Regions from separate parts of the Homo sapiens genome. Here region 1 is linked to region 2. A link is a loop called in an ENCODE intact Hi-C map of the cell type or tissue named here. Cell type or tissue: PC-3. All regions are shown on one strand. Each heading gives the region's core, and the rest is flanking DNA. Links, peaks and the distances in the headings are about the cores only.

Region 1 (8,341 bases), core at 1-8,000, 190 kb after region 2:
AAGAAATGAAGACATTGAAAGGAAATAAATGGCTCTCCAAGAACCAGAAAGACAAGTATGAAATGGGCAAGACTCTATGGGTCAGAGATCCCTTGCATCAGCTGATTTCTTTCTTCTTTTTGAGACGGAGTTTTGCTCTTGTTGCCCAGGCTGGAGTGTAGTGGCGCAATCTTGGCTCACTGCAACCTCGGCCTCCCAGGTTCAAGTGATTTTCCTGCCTCAGCCCCCTGAGTAGCTGGAATTACAGGCACATGCCACCAAGCTCAGCTAATTTTTTGTATTTTTAGTAGAGATGGGGTTTCATCATGTTGGCCAGGCTGTTCTCAAACTCCTGACCTCAGGTAATCCACCCACCTCGGCCTCCCAAAGTGCAGGGATTACAGGTGTGAGCCAAAGTGCCCGGCCTCTTTTTTTTTTTTTTTTGAGACAAAGTCCCTTCTGTCACCTAGGCTGGAGTGCAATGGCACGATCTCAGCTCACTGCAACCTCCGGCTCCCAGGCTCAAGCAATTCTCCTGTCTCAGCCTCCTGAGTAGCTGGGACTACAGGCGCATGCCACCGTGTCCAGCTAATTTTTGTATTTTTAGTAGAGACAGGGTTTTGCCATGTTACCCAGGCTGGTCATCGCATCTGGCTAATTCTTGTATTTTTAGTAGAGATGTGGTTTCGCCATGTTGCCCAGGCTGGTCTCGAACTCCTGAGCTCAGGTGATTCGCCAGCCTCAGCCTCCCAAAGTACTGGGATTATAGGCATGAGCCACCACGCCCAGATGGATCAGCTGATTTTTTTATAGTACTTGATTATTTTTCCCTAACATGTATCAGTACAGCTAGTATCACATAGGTAAAAAACCAAACTAAATTCCTTTTTATAGAACAATTATTTCTATATCCCTGTTAATGTATCTTTTACAGATTTCCCTGGGAGTCTTTTCTTTATGTACCTAAGATTTAAATTTCACTTGCAGTAGTAAATTATTTAAACTCAATTCAAAATGAAATGTGTTTTCATTTAATTATCGGAAATGCATTTCATAATGCCAAGTGCTGGTTAAAAGTAAGTAATTTCCCCCATTCCTCACCCAAGCCACCTCTGCACCACCACCCACAAAAACAAATTAGTCTTTTTGGTTGAGAAAAATGAATCATTACTTCTCAACCTAAGTTGCAACTTGTCATTTTTCATTTGAGCATGTATTCACTAGAAGCAGGTGCTCTTTGCTCTTTTGACAGTAACCAAACATTTAAGCGTGGAAAGAGACCAAGAAAAGCACCTTGGCCCACCTTCTCAGGGGCTTAGATAAGTATCTGGAAAAAAATCAATATCATGGAAATGAAGTGCCAAATTGTTTTAAAACTGCTTAGCTCTCACTATTGCTCCTAGGACTGAATGCAACAAAACCAATTAGCAGGCATTCACTGAGGCAGGAAATAGAGTGGAAAGAAAGGGTAGAAATGGAGAAAATGAGGAAATAAAAATATATTAAATTTATATATACTTAAGTATATTTATAATACATGATTTTATATATATATATATATACACACATTAGGTGTGTGTATATACATATATTCATTCATTCATTTAAATTTTGGACATGTTGAGCTTGAAAAGCCCATTAAGTAACTAGATAAAGTTGCTTTGGGTTCCACATTTAAGTGAGATCATGTAATATTTGTCTTTTTGTATCTAGGTCATTTCATTCCTCTTGAAAAGAAAACTCATCACAGGTATCTTTAACACAAAGCACCAATCTTAATGTAATTTTATTCTCATGTATTTTCCCACTGGTCATAAATTTTGAAGGCCCTAATTTGCTTTCCATTGCCCATGTTCTAATCTGAATTCATCCAAGAGTGAAACTGATGCGAAATCTCATCTTCTATTTCTCTTAATGTTAAGCACTTTGTTTCTTAAATTGATGCTGTAGACAATTTATGTAGCCAAACAGAAATGTCACAACAATTTTGGGAAACATCTCAAGTTATTTGTTTCAAAGAAAGAAAATAAATTATTTTACCAAGAGATAAGTGAAAACATTGTTTTTCAATCCCTTTAAACATTTATGATCGAATTCTGGATAGCCAAGGTGATGGCAGCTGCTTAAGTCTGAATCTCCCAGCACATACTCCAAAAATAAAAATAAAAAATAAATAAAACTACAGAAAACCTATGCTGTCAGCATAACTAGAAAAGAGAGAACAACCTAGATTTCAAATTACACGTGAATAAAAAATTAACACCAACTCTTAGCATGGAATTTCTCACCCTTCTGGTGCAAGCCTACCTGGGGAACAAGGGCAAGATGGGGCCAGAGTGGAGGGATGGTGGGAGATGGGGGAGAACCATACTGAAAACAGAAGAGAGAACCTAGCAATGAAATTTAAAATTGATCTAAAATCACAGCTATAAAGAGAAATTCTACTCTCATTGCAAAAATAATGGAAAAAGAGTCCTGGTAGATCAGAGCCTACTAGAAGGAGGAATGAGTATGTGGGGCTCTAAGAGGTGGTCTTAGAAAGGCCTTGGGAGAGAGAAGGGTAACAAAGGAATGGAGAAGCACTCTGGAAACTACACAGTGAACATAAGAAGAAATAAGAAAGGGAAAATCAGAATCCAGTAAGACAAAAGAATTTTTCTTAATTGAAGAAAGCTACTGAGGAAATAAACTATCTTTTACAACCTTAACAGAAGAGTTCTAACCAGGGATCTTGTAAACCATCCCAAACCATCACAGAATTGCTGAGGCTTAAGCAACCTACAAGTATTCTAAAAAGAAAAAAAAACTAATATGACAGGAAAACAGAAATAAAAATTTTAAAAACTCAGTTGAAAATATCCCCTCAAAAAAACCAATAGTGAATCAAAATAAAATAGTAGCATAATATCCCAAAGTGAATCAAACAGCCTCAAAAGATTATGAAGACTTTCACCAAAATTACAGACAGATATAGATAGAAATAAGAATATAGATATACACAAAACTGTGCAACCATAGTTCATTTGGCAACCATTTATTAAAACATTAAAAATCAACTTTGTCCCTGGCACTGTCCTAGTTGTTGGGGAATAGAGAGGAAACATTCTCTATGACTTCAAGGAGCTTATTACAGTAGAAGGAGAAACACATACAGTATGACAAGTGATGGGATAAAAGTATACAGGAAATCCTTTCGAAACACCATAAAGTAGTATCTACCTCCAAATTAGGAGCCATCACATATGCAACTGAAGTACAAGTAAGAGCCAGATCAGAAAATTCCAGGAGGAAAATAATCATGCAGCTGTAACAGTATATGCAAAGGCATGAAGTCAGAAGAAATGTGATGTATTCAAAGAACGGAAAATACTCTGATATGGCTGAAAACAAAGCTCTGGGAAAATAAAGGGTCACAGTTGCTTTATACAATTTAGATTTCATTCTAAAGGCAACAGAGAACCAGAACCATTGAAGGATTTTTACTTGAGGATATGTTCAGATTTTCATTTTAAAATAATCCTTCCAGTAATAATATTTAGGCTGAATTAGAAAGGGGTGAATTTGAATGCAAGATAACCAGTTAGCAGGCATTCACCAACAAGGAATATAAGTGGAAAAAAAGTATAGGAATGGAGGAAAGAAAAGATAATATATTAAATGTATATAAAAATGTATTTACAATATATGATATATAATACGTTTAAATTTTGGACATCTTGAGCTTGAACACCTCATTAAGTAACTGGATAAAATCTTGAATTGAAGAGAAATATATGGGGTAGAAATAAAGATATGGGAATCATCCAATTGTTAGATTAAAGGCAGTTATTGACTCCGTGGGTGTATATGATTTTACTCTATAGAGTATACAGAGGGTGTAGGGGAAAGAAAGAAAAATGAGAAGGAGAGAAAAGGAAGAGCAAGTTATGTTCTGGGCAATATCAACATTTACTCTGACAGGAACTGGGAAGAGTCCAGACATGTAGGAGAAAAATTGGGAGAAAAAAAAAGAAAATTAAGATTTACAGGAAAAAAGAACAGTTGAAGTTAAAAGGTCTGAAAAATGTCAGTTGGATAAGTGATCATAATAACAGTGTTTGTGCAAGTGAAAGGCAGAAATAGATTACTGAGAAGTGAAAAGTCAAGTTAATAAAAAATAGTATATACAAACCTCTCCTTAGAAATGTTTGACTTCTGACTCACTTGTATACTTAACCTTTCATATCATTCATTTCTCCAACAAGTGTTTATTGAGTGCCACTTAATATCAAGAGAGACAATGTGCTTATGTCCCAATGGAGAAGCCAGGCAATAAACAACTTAAAGATCAAATGTGCAAGATAATTTCCTACAGTGATAACTGCTATGAAGAGGCGAAAGTCTACATTAGATTAATCAGAGAAATCCACTGTAAGGAAGTGATACTTAAGCTGAACCCTGAATGATAAGAAGGAATTGTCCTGTGAGCTCTAGGGGAAAATCATTCCACGAAGAGGGAACAGCAAGTACTAAGGACAGATTAGCAAGCACATAATTAAAACATCCACAGTAATAACTATACTGATACTTACATCCACCCAACAACTGCTAATAAAACCATGCCTTCACTGAGTCTGCTGGCAGGGCTGTTGAGCTGGTCACAAGGAGGCAAATAAGCTGGCTCATATTGAAATAAGAGAGGAAGGAATCATAGAAAAAGAAAAGACCATGGAAACCTCCCCTCCTCTACAATTAACAATTTTAAACTGTTGGGAGTATTTCATGTTCATTGAATGAACAAAAATGTTAATAATAGATTGCCCTAAATCTTGAATTTTAGCTGCATTTTGAAGATCCTTGAAGCAATAAAAATGCCTGTGCTTTTTAAAGGTAGTTTTGTTTTGTTTTTTTAAAAGGCGGGGGTTGCCTTTCAGGCCAGATTTCTTTGATTTCCTGTTTCAGAAGCTTCACCTAGCTCAACGTGGGGGAAAAAAAAAAAAAAGCTCGCAAAAGGAATATTTGTACAGCATAGCTTTTATGTTAAGAGTTTGATTTTAGGCCGGACACGGCGGCTCACCCCTGTAATCCCAGCACTTGGGAGGCCGAGGCGGGTGGATCATGAGGTCAGGGAATCGAGACCATCCTGGCTAACATGGTGAAACCCCGTCTCTACTAAAAAATACAAAAAATTAGCTGGGCGTGGTGGCACGCACCTGTAGTCCCAGCTACTCGGGAGGCTGAGGCAGGGGAATGGCGTGAACCCGGGAGGCGGAGCTTGCAGTGAGCAGAGATCGCACCACTGCACTCCAGGCTGGGTGACAGAGCGAGACTCTGTCTCAAAAAAAAAAAAAAAAGTTTGATTTTATATGCTTAACATGTATTTTTTAAGGTATATATTAACATTTCTTTTTAATTATTTTCATGATTAACTGGAATTTTTGTGGCATCTGATACTTAATGGAAATAGAACACCAGTTAACAAAACTAGCTCCAGGAAACATTCGACTCCCTCGCTTCTGTCCAAAAATGGATGTAGTTAGTAAGCAGGTCAGCGCACCTAAAATCTTTCAGAAACTTAGCATGAGGAAAAGAAGAAAGACAGGACTGTCGCTGGATGGGGTATTGCTTTGAAAGAAGGTTACCATTGCTGCTGCTGTTGTTGCCAGCATCGTCATGTCGTTTGGATCAAACTTTAACAGGTTAATATGCTGAAAAGGAAAAATGAGTAGAAAAAAATGAAAAGTTGACAGTAAAGGCAAAATACAACTTCCTATAAAGGAAGGTCCTCAGGGGACAGAAGAAAATGGGATTCAGAATACAGGATTATTCTGGGCACAAGAGAAAACTAAGTTTAAGGATAGCATACTTTTTGTGACTCTGGGATCTCAAAATAGATGCTGAAACCCAGCTATCCAAACCAGATGAAATGCTTCATACAATCACTATGGATTCCACTGAAGAAGAAAACTGAGGGTTTTTTTAATTGCTTTATAATTTGAAAGTTGCTGATAATTAGAGCTATTTAACTCAGCACAACATTCTTCTAAATGGCATCATTGTGTCACTGTACTATTTTGGTTAAACTCCCACTGGTTTAATTTCAGAAACATCCTTTGAATAAAATGCCAAGTTAAAAAGAAGTAATATCTCATTATTTCTTTAAAATAATTCAATTAATTTCAAAAGGATGTTTCCTGGGAAAGACTTGTAAGGTTTCTTTTGTAGGCCTGACCATAACACAAGAGTACATTATAGAAAATAGCAGCAGCTACCTACCAGTCAGTTTTTAAGAGCACCTTTCTTTACACAATAAATATGTTCCTGAGGAGCTTTTTAAATTTTGAATGTGTATTGTGGAGGCTATTTGGACCTGCAAAAACCTGATGCTGCCATTTACTATTTGTGTGTTCTAGAACAAGCTACTAAATAGGTTACCCTCTCGAAATTTTCTAGGGATTAAATATTTTCCATTCTATTTGGCCTAATTGGGCTGCCTCAGAAAGACAGACTAACCCATCAAGAATTAAGAATTACTTCTTGAACTGAGAATTACTTCTTCTATGAAATGTAATATTAACACCTGTTGTGGGGCACCCACCTGTTGTCAAACTTCAAAGATGGATAAAGCACAGGATAGTTTGATTCCTTCACTGGCTCAGGGCACCAAAGAGTTGTGTTGCCAGATTTAGCAAATAAAACATTCCCAGTTAAATTTCACTTTCAAAAAGAATAAATATTTTTATTAGCATAAGTGTGCCCCATGCAATATTTGAGACATAATTCTACTAGAAAATTATTCATCATTGATATGAAATTCAAATTTAACTGGGCATTCTGTATTATTTTATCTGGCAACCCTAACCAAAGCAACAGCTTGTCTCCCACCTGGCTATGGCAGAAGTGGAATACAAAAGTCAAAGTACATGATAAAGTGCTGTACCCACACACACCGCCATCTAAACCTCTGTATACTTCCAAAATTACAATGTTTCCTGACTGAGGCCTGCTTCCCCTGCTCTCCTCCATGTGATCAAGCTCCCTGACACCCTCTCTCCACTGACTTCTACCCACACTCTGGACCTAAGACAAAATTTCTGATGCCCCTACACACTATCCCAGAACTAAAAAGACTCCAAGGTTACAACATGGCAGAAACATTCTCTCCGTTTCCCTAAGACTCCTAGAAGCATTTTTTAGAGTCATAGGTCCATACAGGGCCTGAGATTCACTGGCCATCTCAGATCTCCCAAATTTCATTGCAGTAAATTCTATCATGTCTCCTACCCTGGAGGAATGGGCGGGTAGTGGCAGACAGTAGTGGTAGACCAGCACAAAAACAAACCATGTCTAAGTTTATTCTATTCCTATCCAACTCTCCTCTTCTCCCCAAGTTGGAGGGTATTTGCTCAGGAGGCACAGAAGAGGTGACATGGAAGAGGCAGTATAACAACTTGGTTATGCCTATTGTCTCTCATTCCAAAATATCAAGAATTTGCCATTTTTTATTACTTAGGCCTGATTTGAAACTTACATCCTGTGTGAGTGGCCCAATAGGGGAGAAAATTGATATTCCCATTATATGGGAATTATAAGGGGAAAATAATATTCCCATTATATGATTATTGTAAGAATTAAGTAAATCAAAGACCTAACCTGTATAGTAGGCACTTCCACAGCTTCAGAGATGGAAAATCTGTATTACTAAATAATGTCCAGTAGGCACTATCTCCTAACATTCCAACCTCTCTGTCAATAATTCATAAATGAATATTCACATGCTCTAAAAGTTCCTGTTATTATGTGAATAATCATCACATATTTTCTGTGAAAGTGAAATGCTGTGTAGTATATTTCTTATATCGAGCACCCTAGTAGAAAGTATTTACATAATGCGGGAAGAGTCTACCTTCTTTCCATAAATTGACTTTCTTTATAATTGTATTATTTTTTACAACCCTTCTAAAACAAAATGATATCCATGCATAAAGAACACAGCTTTCATCTTGCGGTGTGACAGACTCCTATGTGCCTTTTTATTTTTAATAGACTGGCCTCACACACTGGTGGGGGTTGTATTCATGAATATATGGCTTATGTTTACGGTTAGGAGAAAGATAGGTTTAAAAATAATAATAAAGGACTTTCTGCCTTTACTGAAGCCACGTTCCCAGCCTTTCATAATTTACTACACTATCTCATTATTTTTTAATGCACTTGCCTTTTTAAAAAAAATCCAAACCTTCCAAATTGTTGCATGATAATTTTTCTTCCTTTTCAACAGGAGGTTCTCACCCCTCTGTTGTCTACTCCAGCACTGGCCCAAGAGAACCTCTTGTACAACCCAGTTTTAAAGAATGATTAAGAAGGATTTCATATAGGTAAC
Region 2 (8,346 bases), core at 174-8,173:
GTTACCACCAGTGATAATCTGAGTAATTATGCCACCTCCTGCCATAAACTGCCCATGTCCCATTTTCTTCCGCTGTACACTTTGAATACATGACAAAACTAATTCCGGAATTTCATTTTTGGTTCTGTTGACTAGGAACATTTTTGGTAAAGTGGGAAAGAGTACTAGGCAGGGTGCCAGCATTAAACAGATGGTATAACCAAATTAGAATAATTGAAAAAGGATTGAATAAAAGGACAATTTAATAAAGCTATAGGCAAGGGACAAGGAAAACATAGGCTCTTTAAATGTGGTCTCTGAACCAGCAGCACCAACATCACCTGGGAACCTGTCAGAAATGCAAATTTTGGACCTCACCCGAGACCTATTAAATTAGAAATCCTGGGAGTGAGGCCTAACCATCTGTATTGTAATAAACTCATCCAGGTGATTCTAATGTGCACCAATGTTTGAGAACCACTGACATAAGGTATAATGCAGTAACCAAGTGCTAATAGCTGTGAAGCTGTTACCAATCCTAGGTCCAAAGAGACAAGAGAACAGATCCGTATTTGAAACCAGAGAAAGCCATAGAGACAACCACCTTGAGAGAATCAGTGACCTTTGGTCAAGAGACCCAGGCTACCCTAGGAAACCCAATAACAAGGGGATAATATAATAAATAACAAAGTCTCATTTTCTCCCTTCTTCCAGTTGTCAACCTGGACTCCCAAGTGGCCAAATTCAACCAGAATCTAGAAGGCGAGGGAACCAGATAATTTTGTACATTACAGCCTTCCAGGCTGAAGAAGAAAGATGTATCTGAAGGAACAAATAGAGGAGATCCGGCATGCAGGCCTAATTTGCTTTTGTTAACACACCCAAGTTTTGATAAAACTCCAAAACATGTATTTAAGGAAGCTAGAAATTTAAAATATTTTGCAATTTCCATGGCAAGAATGGTTTCTCAGGAATGGTCATTTACTATTTAAGCTAATAACTAGATTCCAATAAGAAAGTTCTTTTATGGTTAGTGACCAACCCCTTTTCTTGTTCCCTATAATACAGTATATTGTAGATATTAAAGAAATGTCAGGGATTGTTACTATTATTCATTTTATAATCACCTCCTTTCCCCTATTTAGATATTTAAGTCTCTCCTTGTTTCCATGCCGCATCTGCTAAGTGAGGATCTAACCTGTCACTGAATTCTCCTAGGATTTCTGTTCATATCAGAACCCTTCCCTCTTCTGAATGCCATAATCTAAGCTCCATTCACCCACAAGCTACAACCTACTGACTTACTTAATTCCTTTCTCTTTTATAAGCTATATTTCTTTATTTGCATTTAATCCTATGTACCGTTTTGGGCTTACTCTTGCTTTCAGCTAGACAAACTGCTCTAGCCTCCTCCTTGTTCTTAGTTCTATACTACACTTTAACATTCGCATTGCCTTGATGCTTGAGATGTAAACATATATAATGTGGAGTTGGGCAAAATTAAGGGTCTGCATCCCCATTATTGACTTTTAGACAGCACCACTTCACCGTGCCCCTATCTCCATCTATTTCTATTATACAATGCTTGTATCCATCTATTCAGAATTTGTCTGAATGTGAAGTCTCAGCCATCCTTGTCAAACCCATCTCTCCATAGGCACTTCACTATATAGGACAAGTACATACACAAGAATAAGAAGCCTTGTTTATAATTATAGACTGCTTTACCACACACATTCTCATCAATGTTTCATCTTTCACGACACTGATAACTTGAATTAGAAAGGATTCTGGACAGTCAGCAGAAACTTGTTTTAAACTGAGCTTTGTTAGAAAATAAAAGTAAGACTGAAATAAATATTATCTGATTATTATGAATGTGTCCCTCAAATGTGTCCTGCAAATTTACCTCTTGGCTTTCTCTGAAATGAAAGAAATCTATTTACAACTATTTTTGGTTTTTTTTCTACTAAATAAAATAAAAGGTGTATCTTTTGAGGTGTTGGAAGGATCAGCTAACCAATCTCACCCAATCATTACTTGGTATCTGCTACGTGTCTGACGTTATGCTAGTTGCTATTGACTCAAAGGAAAAAGGAAAATTGTCCTCTGCCTTCAAAGGGAAACAAAAAATAAGCAGGTAGTTATAGTTATTAGTATTTCATCAAGGTACAAAGCAGGTTATGTACTCTAGACTCTGTGATCAGAGAAAGGCTTTCTGGAGGAGACATCCCAGAACTATGACCTAAAGAGTATAGTAAGTCAAGCAGAAGGAGTGAGGATAAGGGAAGAGGAGGAGGTACAAAGAAGAAGCTATATATAAAAAGGTATAAAGGCATTAGAAAATGTGAGGTATTAGGCTGGGTGCGGTGGCTCATGCCTGTAATCCCAGCACTTTGGGAGGCCGAGGTGGGCGGATCACGAAGTCAGGAGATCAAGACCATCCTTGCTAACACAGTGAAACCCCGTCTCTACTAAAAATACAAAAAATTAGCAGGGAGTGGTGGGGGGCGCCCGTAGTCCCAGCTACGTGGGAGGCTGAGGCAGGAGAATGGTGTGAACCCGGGAGGTGGAGCTTGCAGTGAGCCGAGATCGCGCCACTGCACTCCAGCCTGGGTGACAGAGCGAGACTCCACGTTAGTGGGTGCAGCGCACCAGCATGGCACATGTATACATATGTAACTAACCTGCGCAATGTGCACATGTACCCTAAAACTTAGAGTATAATAAAAAAAAAAAATTAAAAAAAAAAAAAAGAGAGAGAGACAATGGGAGGTATTAAAGTAAAAAGTGAAAAGTGAAGAGGAAAAGTCTAGATAGGTATGTAGGGGAGAAATAAAGAAGGGTCTTGTACCCTATGCTAACTATGCTAAAATCTATAGAGAATCATGGAAGAATTTTAAATCAGGGAGTTGAAGAGTAATATTTTCCTTTTTAAAAGGTCACAATGTGAATTGTAAAAAAATAAATAAATAAATAAAGCTAGATTGGAGGGGCAAGACTAGAAGTGGGGAGATAAGTTAGGATACCATTACAGTTAAAAAAAGAAAAAAGGATGAACCTGCACTAGAGTGGTAGATGTGAAAGTGGAGGGAAGTAGCTTCATTTGAGAGATTAGGGAAGCAGACTCAATAGGACCTGGTGACTATCTGGTTGAGTAGCTAGAAGAGATATCAGTGGATGCTAATACAGGACTGAGCTCAGAAAGAAAAATAAGCAAAGGTGACCAAAACAGAATGATCAGAAAACACAAGAAAAACTATTATGGCATTTCACACCCAAAACAAGCGTTTGAGGAGATATTGGTCTATGGTATAGGTTGAGTAAATGAGGTCTGAAAAAGAATCAGTGTGCTTGACAAGTAGGAAGTCAGTGAAATTTGCCAGAGGAGTTTCAGAAGTGGGGTGGAACTAGAAGTCAAATAAGCAAAGTGAGGAGAAAATAGGAGGTGAAGAAACAGATAAAGCAGGTGCAAATTTCTCTTTTAAAAAAGCTTAACAGTCAGGGATAGAAAGAACTGATAGCAAAAAAAAAATTATAGAGCCCAGGGAAAGTGGTGGCCTTTTAATTTTTTTAGATGGGAGGAACTGGAACCTTCATCAGAACGAGCTAATAAAAGATAAAGTTTGGGAAAAATAGGATTGTATTCTTCTTATACCAGACATTGGGGTATATTGAGTAAGAGACACTACTGACACAAAATGTCTTTTAAATAATATGTTGGAATAAACTCCCAAAAGCATGAACAATATTCCAATAAAGTTATGCAAGTTGCAAGATAGGTGATTGAAGAAGAGCTCTTTATTAATCAAAGAAAACTCTCAGGTACACACTGCCTGACATCCTTAAATGGTAACATGTAGCTAAAGATGACATCCAGGAACCTTAATTAATAAAACCAGGACCATAAACCTCAGGAACAAGAGTTGGAAAGAAGTTTTACAGAGGAAGTTTCAAAAATGGCAATGAGTGGCCGGAAAAAGAGGAAAAATCAGCATGCGTGTGCTGATGATATTTTACCAGCTAATAGCTCCTCAGAATTTCTTCTCCATCAGTCTCCCACAACCCCAGATCATCACACTGCATTGGACCATTTTCTTGATAGCTTTGGCTCTGAGCCTCTCTAGAGCCCTCTGCTGGTGGATTTTTTTAAAAAAAAATACAAGGATTAAGGATTTTACCTGACTTCTAGATCCCATCCATCCAAGGTAAAACCCTTCACATATCTGGCTTTCCTGGGAAGAGTATTCCAGAGGAAACACTATTTCCACTTTAATGTAAGTGTTCATGGGAAGTGAAAGTAAACATTTTGCACACAGAGAAAACCTATCAAAGACTCAGAGCAGGAGATAAAAAGGAAGGAAGATACAAAAAAATGTAAAAATCAAGAAGGGAAAGTTATGCATTGTGGGTGACTGCAGGTTCTGGAAACAATCTACCTGAATTCAAACTCTGGCATTATGCTTTAACAGACACATGGCTGTTAACAAGTTGCTTAGTATTTTTGGACTTCATTTTCCTCATCAGGAAAGTATGGAAAAAAATATCTTTTATTATGTTGATTAAATAATTAATAAATGCAAAAAAATGCAAATGGATTCTATTGCTACATTTTCGGTTCTCTCTTCAGTGTCTTATAGAAAAGTAAAGGAAATCAACTTGTCAACTAGCAGAAAGCAGTATCTAATAACTGATCAAATTATACGGGCAGTAATGCTAATTGATTAAAAGTCATAGCATATCGTCATATACTGAGTTCCAACAGATGGCATGAAAAGCCTTTGCAGTCCTGAATCTCTGCCTTCTATACAACATGCTACTGATTAATTGTTTGTTTGTTTGTTTGTTTGGTTGGTTGGTTGTTTTTACCTCAGCAACTAAATATCCCATTCATATAAACCACAGCACTAGTATCAGAGACCCATTCAGTGCTTGTCTAGTCTAATTTCATGAAGGAAAACATCATGCTTATTTGAAGACTATCCTTGAAAAGCTACAGTGGTTAATTTCAGTATTCTAGATATGTCAGTATCAGATATTGAGTCCTGCTTTGCCTATCACCTCTTTCTAAGACTGAGTGTACAACCTATACCCCCAAACCTCAGACTGTGCTCCAAGCATCTCAAAGTGGCCATTAGGTGACCAGTACATTAATTCTCGTGTACATTAAATTCTGTACAATGGGTGGAAGTGGTAAGTGGCTAGGTAAATCAGATTTCATCACTCGGGACCTATAAAGGAAAAATATGGATGAAATTAACCAGTGGAATTAGGAATTAACACACAAAAAGAAAGAGTCTTATTAATGGTAGAGTGCTAGAGTCAAGATCCATGAAACTACCACTAAGAGGAATAACATTATCTGGTCCCCATTCTCAGAAGGTCCTGTGGGATTCTGCTACTCTACCCTACATGTGTTCTCATAAAACTCCAATCATTCATGTTCTCCATGACAGGAAATTGCCAAACTAGCACATTATAGCATTTAATTATCATTCCTTCCCCTCTTTTGGCCTACATACTTACTGGATCATCCTTTCAACATTCAAGAGACTAAATTACAGAATTACATTGATATGGCTTAGCTGTGTCCCCACCCAAATCTCGAGTTGTAGCTCCCATAATACCCATGTGTCATCGGAGGGACCCGGGGGGGAAGTAATTGAATCATGGGAGTGAGTTTTTTCCTTGCTGTTCTTGTGATAGTGAATAAGTCTAATGAGATCTGATAGTTTCATAAAGGGCAGTTTCCCTGCACATGCTCTCTTGCCTGCCACCATGTAAGACATGACTTTGCTCCTCCTTCACCTTCTGCCATGATTGTAAGACTTCCCCAGCCATGTGGAACTGTGAGTCCATTAAATCTCTCTTTCTTTATAAATTACCCCATCTTGGGCATTTCTTCATAGCAGTATGAAAATAGACTAATACATACATCTTTGAGACATTTTTTTTCTAGCCTAAATGTTAAGTGGTATATGCATAATGAGTATGGAAAGACTTCATTAATTAAACATTCCATTTAAGAGGACTGAGCATAATATTCAAAGGAAAGAAAGAATTCTAGGATTCAATCAAACTATTTAAGTACTAAAGTTCACTTAGAGACCCAGTTAATCAATCCCTCATTTGAAAGTTAAGGACATTGGGAGCCAGGAAGTAAGTCACTAGGAACTGAGAGACCTGTCAAAAATGACACAGCTATTTAGAGGCAAAGGCAAAACCAGAATCAGAGGTACAAATTCCTACTTCAAAACTTTTTTTTTCCTATTAGTGAATTTTAATTCTCAAAAAGTTTACTTCTACTCTTGGTCTGAAGTGACTTTTTAACCTCTTAACCTTAATTCCAACATCTTTGAAAGGTGCTCATATAATTGTGACTGCTGAGAGGATGTTACTTCATTTTGTGAAAAACTTTGAAGATAAATAGCACCATTACAATTATGACTCATCTCAAAAAGTTTAACATTTCAACCTTTGCTTCTTATTGTCTTTTTATGCAACATGATTAATGCACTCTATTTTTTTGTGGCTGTCACAAGAGCCACAAAATCTCTCACTTCCTTTATTGTGACTCAGTTTGAAAAAAATATGCACAAACTTTTTCTTGAGTGCTTGCTTACATAAATTTACCAAGTAAAAAAATTATACTACTCACTCACCATCATCAAGTGAAATACTATGTCATCTTACAGCAGCATCTCCTGGCTGATGTTTGTGGCAAGTCTAAAGAGCTTCATAAACCTTTCCTACATTTCACTCTGTAGGAAAAGGTATGGGAGGTGGAAGTATGATTGTAAGATAAAAGAGAATTAAGGAGAAAAAATGATGTGGACATGGATGAGAAGCCTGGGAGACAATAGAAGAGGCACAAAGAGAGAAATGAAGGGAGCTAATAAGAATAAGTGTGTGTATACAGGTGTGTGTGTTGATGTGTACATGTGTGTTTGTGTGCAGCTGGTCACAGAAATACAGTCAGAAAGAAGTCGTTATTATGTTGTTTTGACTGATCTGTTGCAGAACAGGAACTGTGATGAAAACAGCAGCAAACAGGGTCAACTTACTATTGATCAATATACCACAATTATAATAAGTAGTTCTAAATTAATCCAAGGCTATTTCAGAAATCCCAAATAGAACAAAAAAATGAAATTCTACCCTTATTAATCATACCATTGCCGGCCAAAAGGAGCAGAATTATACTCCTGAGAGTATTCTGAAAATGTCAGTGCAACATTGTTCTGTACCAAGAACTGTTAGCCTGCAAATGTATCCTTCCTTTAAAAAAAATTGCCACCAAAAGTAGATATTAAAGGAGCAACTAAATAGATGTTTCTATTTACCCAAACAAGCTCCAGAGGAACTTACGTGAAGTGTCTTAGGCAGAATAAAGCTATACGTTACTCAGAATAAATAAATAACCAAGAATGTTATTTCTTGCACAGTTCAGAGTGATAGAAGGGTTAAATAAGTAGGTGGAGATAAGGGAAGGCAAAGCTTAAAGGCTCACACCTTGGAAGATATTTAAGTAGGAAAGCATATTGCAAAGTTCATAAGATTGTTCTCCTAGTCTATTTTACCACTGTAAACCCTCTATTTAAGTATCTAGCTGTATGCATCTTCCGACATCTAAACCCAATTAAATGCCAACTGAAATAGCCTTAAATTACTACCCCTAAGTAATTCCCTCCTACTTCCATAAATAAAACAAGGAAAGTAAACAGCACTAAAACCAGCTGTGATGTCCTTCACACACACACACAAAAAAACTTCTTTTTAAAAGCAAAGTTTTCTGAGATATTAAATTTGTAAGAGGAAAAAATCAACACAGACTCATTCATTCCCCAAATGTGCTCACAATTTTTAAAGTTTTAATATTACCATATTAGTCCGTTCTCATGCTGCTATAAGGACATACCTGAGACTGGGCAATTTATAAAGGAAAGAAATTAAATTGACTCACAGTTTCACATGGCTGGGAAGGCCTCAGGAAACTTACAATCATGGCAGAAGGCAAAGCAAACACATCCTTCTTCACATGGTGACAGGAGAGAGAAGTGAAAGCAAAGCAGGGGAAAAGCCCCTTATAAAACCATCAATCTTGTAAGAAGTCACGGACTGGCACAAGAACAGCATGAGGGTAACTGCCCCCATGATTCAATACCTCCCACCGGGTCCCTCCCACCACACATGGGGATTATGGAAACTATAATTCAAGATGAGACTTGTGTGGGGACACAGGGGACATAGCCAAAACATATCAACCACTTTATTCTTACTCCTAGTTATTATAAATTACTGTATTTTATAATAAAGATAATTTGTGAAAATGAGCTTAACTGTCATCTTTTGTTTTACTTTTCCCCA

The links. A loop is a pair of places that touch in the nucleus more often than their neighbours do. Peaks named below come from ENCODE experiments on the same cell type or tissue, not always from the same donor. Only the 100,000 strongest peaks of a DNase experiment are listed, where the experiment ranks them.
Region 1: a loop joins it to region 2, with 5 times the contacts of the local background. A loop is called at or near these places in 2 of 110 quality-filtered maps.

What each region holds. Positions count from the first base shown.
Region 1 is chr10:67,488,266-67,496,606 of GRCh38, forward strand. The region is part of intron 5 of CTNNA3 (catenin alpha 3); the gene reads right to left. Among named protein-coding and RNA genes, the nearest start is that of MIR7151, 89 kb to the left of the region's middle. RefSeq lists an enhancer at 1,262-1,431. In PC-3, for the core only: no CTCF peak of the experiment used is centred there; a DNase peak (open chromatin) is centred at 4,196; H3K4me3 peaks cover 985 bases; H3K27ac peaks cover 1,144 bases.
Region 2 is chr10:67,302,658-67,311,003 of GRCh38, forward strand. The region is part of intron 5 of CTNNA3 (catenin alpha 3); the gene reads right to left. Among named protein-coding and RNA genes, the nearest start is that of MIR7151, 97 kb to the right of the region's middle. In PC-3, for the core only: CTCF peaks have their summits at 4,097 (motif pointing left) and 4,300; a DNase peak (open chromatin) is centred at 4,114; H3K27me3 peaks cover 2,638 bases.